2 separate regions of the Mus musculus genome follow, and region 1 is linked to region 2. A link is a loop called in an ENCODE intact Hi-C map of the cell type or tissue named here. Cell type or tissue: left cerebral cortex. All regions are shown on one strand. Links, peaks and the distances in the headings refer to the core of each region. The heading gives the core; the rest is flanking DNA.

The links. Peaks named below come from ENCODE experiments on the same cell type or tissue, not always from the same donor. Only the 100,000 strongest peaks of a DNase experiment are listed, where the experiment ranks them.
Region 1: a loop joins it to region 2, with 2.6 times the contacts of the local background. A loop is called at or near these places in 2 of 42 quality-filtered maps.

The regions. Positions count from the first base shown.
Region 1 is chr7:91,293,104-91,298,749 of GRCm38, forward strand. All of the region lies in intron 1 of Dlg2 (discs large MAGUK scaffold protein 2), which reads left to right. Among named protein-coding and RNA genes, the nearest start is that of Gm24552, 53 kb to the left of the region's middle. In left cerebral cortex, for the core only: no CTCF peak of the experiment used is centred there; DNase peaks (open chromatin) are centred at 3,239, 3,908 and 4,030; H3K27ac peaks cover 1,856 bases.
Region 2 is chr7:91,367,505-91,373,150 of GRCm38, forward strand. All of the region lies in intron 1 of Dlg2 (discs large MAGUK scaffold protein 2), which reads left to right. Among named protein-coding and RNA genes, the nearest start is that of Gm24552, 130 kb to the left of the region's middle. In left cerebral cortex, for the core only: no CTCF peak of the experiment used is centred there; DNase peaks (open chromatin) are centred at 2,462 and 2,718; H3K27ac peaks cover 3,268 bases.

The sequences.
Region 1 (5,646 bases), core at 468-5,467, 74 kb before region 2:
TCCAGCTTTTCCCTAATCCAATCACAGGAGTCAGCAGCTTCTGTCCATTGGTTGGGTGTAAATATCTGCATCTGACTCTTTCAGCTTCTTGTTGGGTCTTTTGGGTGACAGTCATGATAGGTCCCTTTTTGTGAGCACTCCATAGCCTAAGTAATAGTGTCAGGCCTTGGGACCTCCCTTGAGCTGGATCCCACTTTGGGCCTGTCGCTGGAACTTCTTTTCCTCAGGCTCCTCTCCATTTCCATCCCTGTTGTAGTTCTTTCAGACAGGAACAATTATGGGTCAGAGTTTTGACTGTGGAATGGCAACCCCCTCCCTCACTTGATGCCCTGACCTTCTGCTGGAGATGGGCTCCACAAGTTCCTTTTCCCCACTGTAAGGCATCTTCAAAGTTCCTTCGTTTGATGTCCAAAAGGCTTTCACCTCCCAGGTCTCTGGTACATTCTGGAGGGTTTCCCCAACCTCCCACCTCCCGAGGTTGCCTGTTTCCATTCTTTCTGCTGGCCCTCAGAGCTTCAGTCCTCTCCTTGTCCAATACCACATCATCCCCTCCCCCACACCCATCCACTTTCCCTCCCAGGTCCCTCCCTCCCTCACCACTTGTTATTGCTTTCTTCTCCCACTTAAGTGGCAATGAGGCGTCCTCACTTCAGCTTGTTGACCTTTAAGAGTTCCATGGACTGCATCTTTGGTAGTCTGTTCTTTCTTTCTTTCTTTCTTTCTTTCTTTCTTTCTTTCTTTCTTTCTTTCTTTTTTCTAATATCCACTCTTATTCCTTTTGGGTCTGAGTTACCTCACTCAAGATGACATTTTCTAGTTCCATCCATTTACCTGGAAAACTCAGGATGTCCTCATTCGTAATAGCTAAGTAGTATTCCATTGTGTAAATGAACCACATTTTCTGTATCCATTCTTCTGTTGTGAGACATCTGGGTTAGTTCCAACTCTGGCTAGCACAAGCAAGGCTGCTATGAACATAGTGGAACACGGGCACCTGTGCTATGGTGGGGCATCTTTTGGGTATGTTCCCAAGAGTGGTATTGTCTTAATACCACTATTTCCAATTTTCTGAGGAACCTCCAGATTGATTTCCAAAGTGGGTGAAATAGTTTGCAATCCTACCAGCAATGGAGGCATGTTCTTCTTTCTCCACATCCTCCCCAACAGGTGCTGTCAAATGAGATTTTGATCTTAGACATTCTGATTGGTGTAAGGTAGAATCTCAGGATCATTTTGATTTGTGTTTCTCTGATCACTAAGGACTTTGGACATTTCTTTAGGTGCTTCTCAGCTATTCAAGGTTCCTCCGTCTGAATTCTTATTTATTTATTGATTGATTGATTTTGTTTGTTTGTTTTTTTTTTTTTAGTGGTTAGCTTCTTAATCACATGAACATTTTTACATGCCTTTATTCTTTTGTGCTCACATCACAGCATAATCTTCGCTTTGTGTTAAAGCATGCCTTTCTTGATAAGAACATTTGTGGCAAGAACTCAGGCAAACACATTTTGTGGCAAACCAAGGAGACTGATGAGATAAAGTGCCAGAGTTCTGTCAGGCATCACTAGGCCCAGTTTTTATCTTCTGAAGTTCTTGATGAACTCTTCCTAATTGTCTGCATATAAATCATTCAGTTCTACTGGACACACTCAATACTATTTGGATGCTAAGTGTCAGAATATTGAATGCTAGGATCTATTTATGAGCAGAAGCATTTTTACTTCCTTGGTTCTCTGTGTCTTCATTTCCTAGCATCATCACATCTCTCTATGAGGGAGGGAGGCAGAATGATCAGAGCATTCATAGCAATGACTGAACCATTGGTCTTAAGACCCAGACCAGGCTTCCATCTCTGCCTTTCTTTGCCTTCTTTAATATTTTTCTGTTGTGTGTTGTAGTAACTGTATAATGTTTATGAGTGATACACTCCAAGGATAAGAAGATGGTAGTGTATCTTCACTAGCCATTTGGTCTATTTGAGGTCACATGTGATATAGCAATCACATGGATTAATCATGGGGCCATAAACAGAATGCCCATGGGGGCATAGAGAACATTTAATAAAAATAACTGCATTGGCAATACAATTGAGAAAAATGTTCTGTTTATACTCTGAACAATAAGTCAAAATTTTCCAAATGAATAGAAAAGGAACATTTCAGATAGAAAAATCAGTATGGAAAAAGCTAGACTTTGTGGCTGTTGTGGAGTCTCTGGGGAATACTGTAAAGATGAGAGCTAGATAATCAGAAAGAAGAGTGAGGAGAAAGAAACCCTTAGATGTTGTAAGGGTCAGATTTTGTACATCAGAGGCTTCATCCTATGGACAGTATAAGCTTATGGAATTATATTAGAAGCACATAAACTTATTTGGGGAACAATTTATTATCATTTCATTTTGTATACAGTGTGTAGAGCATGACTGCTCTGTTGTGGAAATATATATGTATTAGCTGCAACAGACCATTGTTAATTTTTTTTCAGGGAAAATAATGGATGGCAGTACGTTTTAGGTGATGGAGTTCTTTGTTTAATTTCAGTAGCTTTTGGTGTTTATGCCATGACACACTATGTGGGAATGCTTTACTATGTTGTGATGAGGTATTATAGCAACACGATGGTGTGGCTTAATAAGTAGTATAGGATCTTGGAAGATACCACAGTGGTAAATGTGACTTGTGATCCAAGCTCAGTTCATAGAACCTGTGCATTTTCCCTATGGCAACAAAGAAAGGTGGTTTTCAATTGACATGCTGACAAAATGTCTTTTTGTTTTGTTTTGTTTTGTTTTGATTTCAGTCTAAATTCAACATGAAAGAGTATATCTGGTGGAAGTTAGGAGAAATAAACTGGGTTTTGTTGCTGTTAGTTTTTTGCATTGAGAATCTATAATTATGGCAATTCCCATTACTGGGAAGTTTATAATGGGCATATTCACACATATTTTATATACATACACACACATGTGTGTGCATGCATTGTGTCTGTGTATGCATGTACATAGGCAAAATTTTCAAAAGATTTTAATCATGAAACATTAGAAGTAATTATGAAAAAAAGTAAGTTGTTTTGCACAATACACTACATTAAAAGCTTGTTTAAAAGAGCAAGAAGTAAGAAGGGGAAGAAGGCTTGTTCTTTTTTAACATCTCAGTGAGTCTCCAGATCTGAGAATTTTACGTAAGCCCACATTCATGAATTCATCTGTGAACACCCACACGTGCTGTGTGCTGAACATGATGCTGTTTGCTGAGGCTAAAAGCAGGATCCTAGTCTGGTGGTGAAGATGAACATGCAATATGTACCAGGATAGGTTTATAAAAAGGATGGATTGTGGAGAGGGGAAGCCAGCAAAGGAAGAGGAAACAGCTATCTGTACAAGTTAACTTTTTTTGAATTCTATATGAAAATAAAACTGTGAAATTTATCTTTCTAAACTTGGCTTATTTCATGCAGCCTGTTCAAGGACAGTTAGAAATGCCTTTGCTAATATCAGTATATTGTGGTGAGGGTAGCATTCCCCTGTACTGGGGCTTATGATCTTTGCAAGACCAAGAGCCTCTCCTCCCATTGATGTAACTCCTTCCATGGGTATTTTGTTCCCCATTCTAAGAAGGAACAAAGTATCCACACTTTAGTCTTCCTTCTTCTTGAGTTTCATGTGTTTTGCAAATTATATCTTGGATATTCTAAGTTTCTGGGTTAATATCCACTTATCAGTGAGTACAAATCATGTGTGTTCTTTTGTGATTGGGTTACCTCATTCAGGATGATATCCTCCAGATCCATCCACTTGCCTAAGAATTTCATAAATTCATTGTTTTTAATTGCTGAGTACTCCATTGTGTAAGTGTACCACATTTTCTATATCCATTCCTCTGTTGAGGGACATCTGGGTTCTTTCCAGCTTCTGGCTATTATAAATAAGGCTGCTATGAACATAGTGAAGCATGTGTCCTTATTATAAATTGAACATCTTCTGGGTATATGCCCAGAAGACATATAGCTGGATCTTCCAGTAGTACTATGTCCAATTTTCTGAGGAACTGCCAGACTGATTTCCAGAGTGGTTGTACCAGCTTGCAATCCCACCAGCAATGGAGGAGTGAGTGTTCCACTTTCTCCATATCCTCGCCAGCATCTGCTGTCACCTGAACTTTTGATCTTAGTTATTCTGACTGGTGTGAGATGGAATCTCAGGGTTGTTTTGATTTGCATTTCCCTGATGATTAAGGATGTTGAACATTTTTTCAGGTGTTTCTCAGCCATTCGGTATTCCTTAGTTGAGAATTCTTTGTTTAGTTCTGTAACCCATTTCTTTTTTTAATTTAAGCATAAGATATGACAAGAGAACCAAACTATTCAGAGTCATATCAAAAACATAGCGAGCACATGTAGCATATGAAGCCTAGGACTGCATGGGTGTGGCTGAACACAAACCTGTAAATACAATGGGTTTGGGACTTTTGTTATTAGATTACTGTTTCTAGCACAATCTCTGCACATTAGGGTCCTGTTGAAATGTCTCAAGATTAGATGTGCCCTTAGATTATCTTAGACAGAAGCCAGTCAGACTTGAACATTCATACGTTATGACAATCAGTCTGTTTCTCAGACAGTACAGTGATTTTGTAGTACAATAAGTCTGTCACATGGTAGTTTCTGAAGAGTGATTTTTACTCATATAATTTTACACAAATAGATACCTAAAGTTGGAAGTCCTACTGTGGTAAATATATAAAATTTCTAGACACCTTTAACTGATATGTAAATACATAATGTTTTTACATAATTTATTTCTATATTGCTGAATAATTTTTTGCAGTTTTCCTCTCTATTTGTTTCACATTCACATTCTCATAGAATGATCAATACAGAGGGTATTTAAATGCCTTTTTTCTACTCTTGAGTTATTGGCAGTAACAAACATACTGGAAGAGTTATCACAGAGAAGACACAGCTATGATATGGGTATGTAAAGCCTCAGGAATCTTGTAGAGGAGATAATAGAGCCAAAATTAAAATAAAGATATGTGATATCAAGAGAAAAGTTAAATGTAGATAATGGAAGGCATAAAAAGGTGATAATCGCCTCTGAGCTCAACTTAAATTGGATGGATGGAATTTACAGTCTTAGGTGACAGAGGTAAAGGGGCCAAGTAAACTGTACAAAAAAAGCAGAGGATCTGAGAGATGCTTCATTAGGAGTCTGCTTCAGAACTATCTGGTAGAAGTTCTCTTCGGCATGCATACAATTACATGCTTCCACCCTACCTCCCATAAGTGAATGTAATGGACATTTAAAACTAAAAGTAACTGATGAGAAAATATCCTTTGGGATGAAACAAGTTACTATATGGTACAGACCTACATTTTATGCCATCATCATAGTAATTGCAGTATAGATGGAAAGTATCTAATACACTGCATTTGTATGTATAGTAATTCCCGAATAGATGGAAAGTATTGAATAAGCCAGAGTTGTCTGTTACCTTTCAGTTTCATTTCCTGTCACTGTATAAATGCAGTGGTTAAATCCAAGCACATTTTGGTCAGCGAAACTGGAGTTGGACTGACTAAGGCTGCCTCCTATGTCATTTGGGGTAAATCATGTAAGCAGTCTAAGACATAATTCCCTTAATGGAA
Region 2 (5,646 bases), core at 324-5,323:
TTTGCATTCATGAGATTTAGAGAAAAAAATGAGAAATGTATAAAATGGGGAATAATCTAGGTAGAAGATATAGCACATCCAGGCAGAAAAGGAAATCAGCTTATGGATCAAAATTTTTACATAGTTCTTACAATAAGAATACCTGATACAGTTAATATTAGTAAATAGTAAAAATCTAGATGTACCCTAGGATAAACTGTAGTGATAGATAAATTACTGACCTCATTACTAAAATAATTTTCAATAAACAACGTAATCATGGGTCAGTTTTGTCAAGGAGCCTGCTACTGTTTTCAAAGAGCAGTGAGTCCTCAAGGAGCAGAGATGATGCCACAATTTCCTAGCATTGCCTGCAAGTTGTGTGCTTGACACACAACAGTTCCTCGGGGGCTGAGGGATGGTTGTTTGTGTAAATTGCTTACTATATGAGCATGGGAACCAGAGTGAGTACGAATCCCCAGAACCCACATTAGAAGCTAGGCAGATGCGCCAGCCACGTGTAGTCTGAATGCCAGAGAAGTAGAGACAGGAGATAGCCTGGGAAAGGTAGCGAGCTAGAGCAGCCAAAACTAGGAGAGCTCTAGCCTCAGTGAGAGACTCTCTGAAGAAGGAAAGGAGGAGAGCTTAGAGAATGACACTTGACTTCAGTTTCAGGCCTCCAAATGCATACTTATACATGCATGCTCACACACGTGTTCATATACGTGCAAACACATATACACAACACATTCACACTATGTGCAAACACACACATATGGGGGTAATGAATATTCACAGTAGGGTTTTAGGAAGTTATACATACCACTACATTTGTTTAGAAGTCTGTAGGTAATAGGCATGAGGAAAACCTGGAATGTTAAACACTCAAGGGTTTAACCTGTTTTCTACCCAAAAGGCTCAGAAGAGAGTAATTAATATCCTGGTGACCTCTGTGCTATTTGTATGTCCAGACCTTACCTGCTCTCCAGACCTTTATAATTATCCTGTTTTCCTCAGTGGGTCTACAGCACCATCCTATTGAGATCCTTATCAGGATGGTTGTTTAACTTGAACCTGCCTCTTCAGTCAATCAATAGAACCTACCTTTATGGAAGATGTTACTGGTACTTATAAGAGTTTGATGTAGACAGGTCTTAAGCTTTGTTGTGCACATGGGATGAGTTAATTATCACCAGGAAACTTTCCTTCAACATTGCACTGTACTCAAATATACCTAAAATAAATTACCTGATGTCAAACTCTTGACATTTGAACCAATGGCAACTACTGAGTAATGTAGTCCTACCTTTCTTTTTGATTTCCCTGGCTTCCCACTCTGCTCAATGTCATGTTTGCAGAGAATCTATACACATTTGAGCTTTGAAGAGTAAAGAATTTACCATGGTCAATTAATCTTTTAAATTAGAATATAGTTATATCATTTACTCCATTATATATGTATGTATGTATGTCTGTATGTATGTCTGTATGTATGTCTGTATGTATGTATGTATGTATGTATGTATGTATTGACTATATAATCAGTTGAGTCAATTTAGTGTTGCTTATATGCATATGGTTCAGGGCTGACCACTTGATATTGGATAACCAATTAGGGGTCTTTTCACAAGAAAGACTAATCTCTAGCTCCCAGCATGTGTGGTACTAGAAACCCACCCAACTACCTATGGTTATTAGGGTCATAGATCTTACAGGAGAGCACACTACAGCCACTTTACTAAACCAGCATTATTCTATAGTATCCATCCTAAATACTTACCCTTACGATCAGAGATAAGCGAAGTTCTCAACTCTATCAGAGAAACTTTTCTTTGTGTTCAACAAAGACGATTACAGGAAGTCACAGCTTCTAAAATTGGGGAAACTAACTGATAGTGGTGAGATTTGTACCATTGGATACGTGTACAACTCAAGTCTTGAGCCTAAAGCTTAGGGAACTTCCAGGAAGTAGGGGTGGAAAGATTTGAAGAGCCAGAGACCAAGAAGTTGGCTGTGAAATTGGGTATTCATGGTTAATTCTTAGTATATGACCATAGTCAGTACACATTCAGATCTTTATTTCCGTTATACATAATGTTTACAATAACAGAACAATAAAGAATGGTAATATCAAGTACAAATTTGATATTTGATGTCTGGGATAAATATGATCAATTTTGTAAGGACTCAGACGGAGTTAGAAATTATTTTTCCTGTGCTTTCTGAGTAAAAGGTTTACATTCATCAACATTCTGTTAGTAATGATACAGGAAACTACATGAATACCAAATAAGACTGTTGAATAAACGATTCGTGCCATGCTGTATTTAAAACAAATACTTCAGAAATTGCCAATTTTAGGCTGCTGGTGTAGTGTGTTCTGGATATTTTAAATGTGTAGTCGCTGACTCACTTGGCCTCCTGAGATGGTTTATAAATATAACAAGTGTGGAGGAGAGAGTGATTCTAGAGCTCCGCTTAGAAAGCCTTGGATTCTGTCAGGGGCTTGTTGCTCGTGCACTGGTTGCTTTCCCATAGTCACTTCCGGCTAGTACAGAGATTAACTGCCATCCAACATTCCACAAACCGGGCTGTGTTTCCAGATTGTGCCCTTTTCATTATAAGATCTTCTCCCTCCACCCCTCCCCCACCCCCACACACACCTCTGCTTTCTCCATTTCAAATCAAAGTACTTTTTTCTCTTCAACATCGTGAAGCTGTGCTGCCTTCAGAGCTCTGAGTCATGGGTAGAGAGTGGCTCCCCCAGCTTTCTGCGTTGGGTCCCACATATTTCCAAATGTGCACAATTGCGTGGCGAATCAATTACGTGGAGGAGGATTCCAGCAACTATGACCCTTCCCACTGCCTGCACAGGTTGCCCATGATTTCCTCCCACCCTATCTGTCAAGCATTGAGAGTGAAGAGGAATTTTGTCCAGTATGTTGTTTGCAGGGATACCAAAGAGGGGAAAAACTCCCACAGAAAATAATGGGCCTTTCCTTTCACATAATGCAAACTTGTAAAATATTGATGGGTTTAAAATCTTCTTTTAAAGATCTGGTACAGGTTTTAAAAGGTCACAGACAAAGGAATTCAGCTCAGTGCTAAAGCACTGGCCTAGTATATTAAAGACCTTGGGTTTAATCTCTAGATTCACAGAAAGAAAGGAAGAAAGAAAAGAAGGAAGGAAGGAAGGAAGGAAGGAAGGAAGGAAGGAAGGAAGGAAGGAAGGAAGGAAGGAAGGAAGGAAAAGAAACAAGAAAATGGAAAGAAATATCTTCACATTATTTAATGGAGAAGCAATCTACTTACAACGTAGAAAATCATCATAATAAAATAGCAGGGATCCAAGTCACCCACAGGTGCTCTTAAAAAAACTTCACAATATCTAACAGCAGGCACTGCTAAAGCAACTGTTCTGAGTGATAACATAGACCAAGAATATAGTATATTTGACATTTAGTCCTTCATTCCGGAACCAAAGATCTACTAAAATTTACATGGAAGTGTAAGGGAAGTAGGCAATGTTAATATTGTTTCTGTGTGATGCTTGTCATTAATCCTTTCTGGCAATCTGTTCGACCATCTAGGTCTTGAAATCAGTTACCTTCTATACTACACCACAGCCTTGTTCATCATTGAATGGTGCCAGGTTTAATAGATCAAGAAAACAATCAAAACTGTGTGACTTCAGACTTCATAACTTTCTGCACACTGGTATTTTTAGAAAAGTGTCTGTCACTGGATCTTAAATAATGGTAATCTAGGCCAAAAGTGTTTCTGTCTGAACTTTTAGTATTTTTATCACGTCCCTTCAGGAGAAATGAGGTCTGGCTTTTGTGGGTCCTAAAATTTTGTTCTCTGAGTATCTATATGTTTCAAGCAGACACTCTCGGAAGAGATCCTAGGATGAAATTGATTTCTAATTTCTAGGTGACATTTAAACAGTGTAACTTGAGCAGGGAAGCTACATAATTAACCCAGTCATGGTGGTAACTAGTCATAAGGAAGCAATGCACAGGCAGCCCTGTGCATAACAATTGGAGCAGACAGTTTTGCATCCAGCACACTTGCTCTTTCCAGCTCGTTGTGTACTGTCGGGGAATAAAACTCTCTGTGAAGGATGGTATTTTAAGGATATCCACTCAAACAGTGACAATAAACCTTAGGATTTTTTTTTCATTCTGAAAACTTTTAATGACTTCATAATTGAGTGAAAATTGGATTCTTTAGAATCGTTAACTGTATTGTTTGCCTATGTCATCATAGTATTCTTCCAAGGAGGGAGTGCTATGCATCTGAGGGAAACATACCATGTGGTCTGTGAGCATCCTGAAAATGCCAATGAATAAGCAAAGAGGAAGAGCAATAGCAAAATCTCTGCTCCTCTGTTTCCACTTCTGCTGTGTGACAATGGTGACCTTGATGCATTGATATTTTAATAAGAATGTATTTGGTAGACCCCATCTATCTCTGAACCATAATCAATGTGGAGACCTAGTGGGTGTTTTAACAACAATAGTCACCCTGATTTTACTTAGTAGTCACAATTACAGAAATAATCAGAAAAATCAGTTGTTAAATGTTAACTGAGTTTCAGGCAGTGTCTGAAAGTCTGTATGGGTCATTGAAAACATTGAAATAATTGGAGTGAAATATTATCCCAATTTGGAGCTAGCTATAGACATGGTGATTCTGCTTGTGGCAGGAGTGGTGGTATTTACAAGATTGTAGTGATAGCTTTGTTAATACCTGGGGGTCCTCTGTGTAGTTATGGAAAAAACAATATGATTTTTCCTAAGGTCTTTTAAAAACATGACACTATTTTGTTTCTGAACCTCTGACTCAGTGAAGAAAAGTAAATGCAGAGATGTCTGGTGATAGAAAGTATTCCATTTTTTATTAGATATTTTCTTTGTTTACATTTCAAATGCTATCCCGAAAGTTTCCTATACCCTCCACCAGCCCTGCTCCCCTACCCACTCACTCCCACTTCTTGGCCCTGGCATTCCCCTGTACTGGGGCATATAAAGTTTGCACAACCAATGGGCCTCTCTTTCCAGTGATGGCAGACAAGGCCATCTTCTGCTACATATGCAGCTAGAGACATGAGCTCTGGGGGTACTGGTTAGTTCATATTGTGTTTCCACCTATAGGGTTGCAGACCCCCTCAGCTCCTTAGGTACTTTCTCTAGCTCCTCCATTGGTGGCCCTGTGTTCCATCCTATAGATGACTGTGAGCATCCATTTCTGTATTTGCCAGGTACTGGCATAGCCTCACTCGAGACAGCTATATCAGGGTATTCAATGATTACCTATCATGGTTCACAGTATTCTTATGAATCTCAGTAAATACTTCCTGAATGCTGAGAACACTTAGGAATACACTGAAGATAGAAGAGTAGAAGCACTCCAGCCTCTATTTAACACCTCATAGAAAATAAAGACAGCAAAGGAAATAAATTACAATGTAATATCACAATATTTTAATACTCTGAGGATTGAGCAATTCATGTAGAAAAAAATGCTTTAACTATGGTACTTATGACAAGGCCAGAAACTGTTTCAGATTAATCTAATAATTTGATTTAGGAACAATGGGAATGAATTTATGTGTAAAATATTCTTTATGTATTAAAATATTATATTTTATTAATTATTATACAT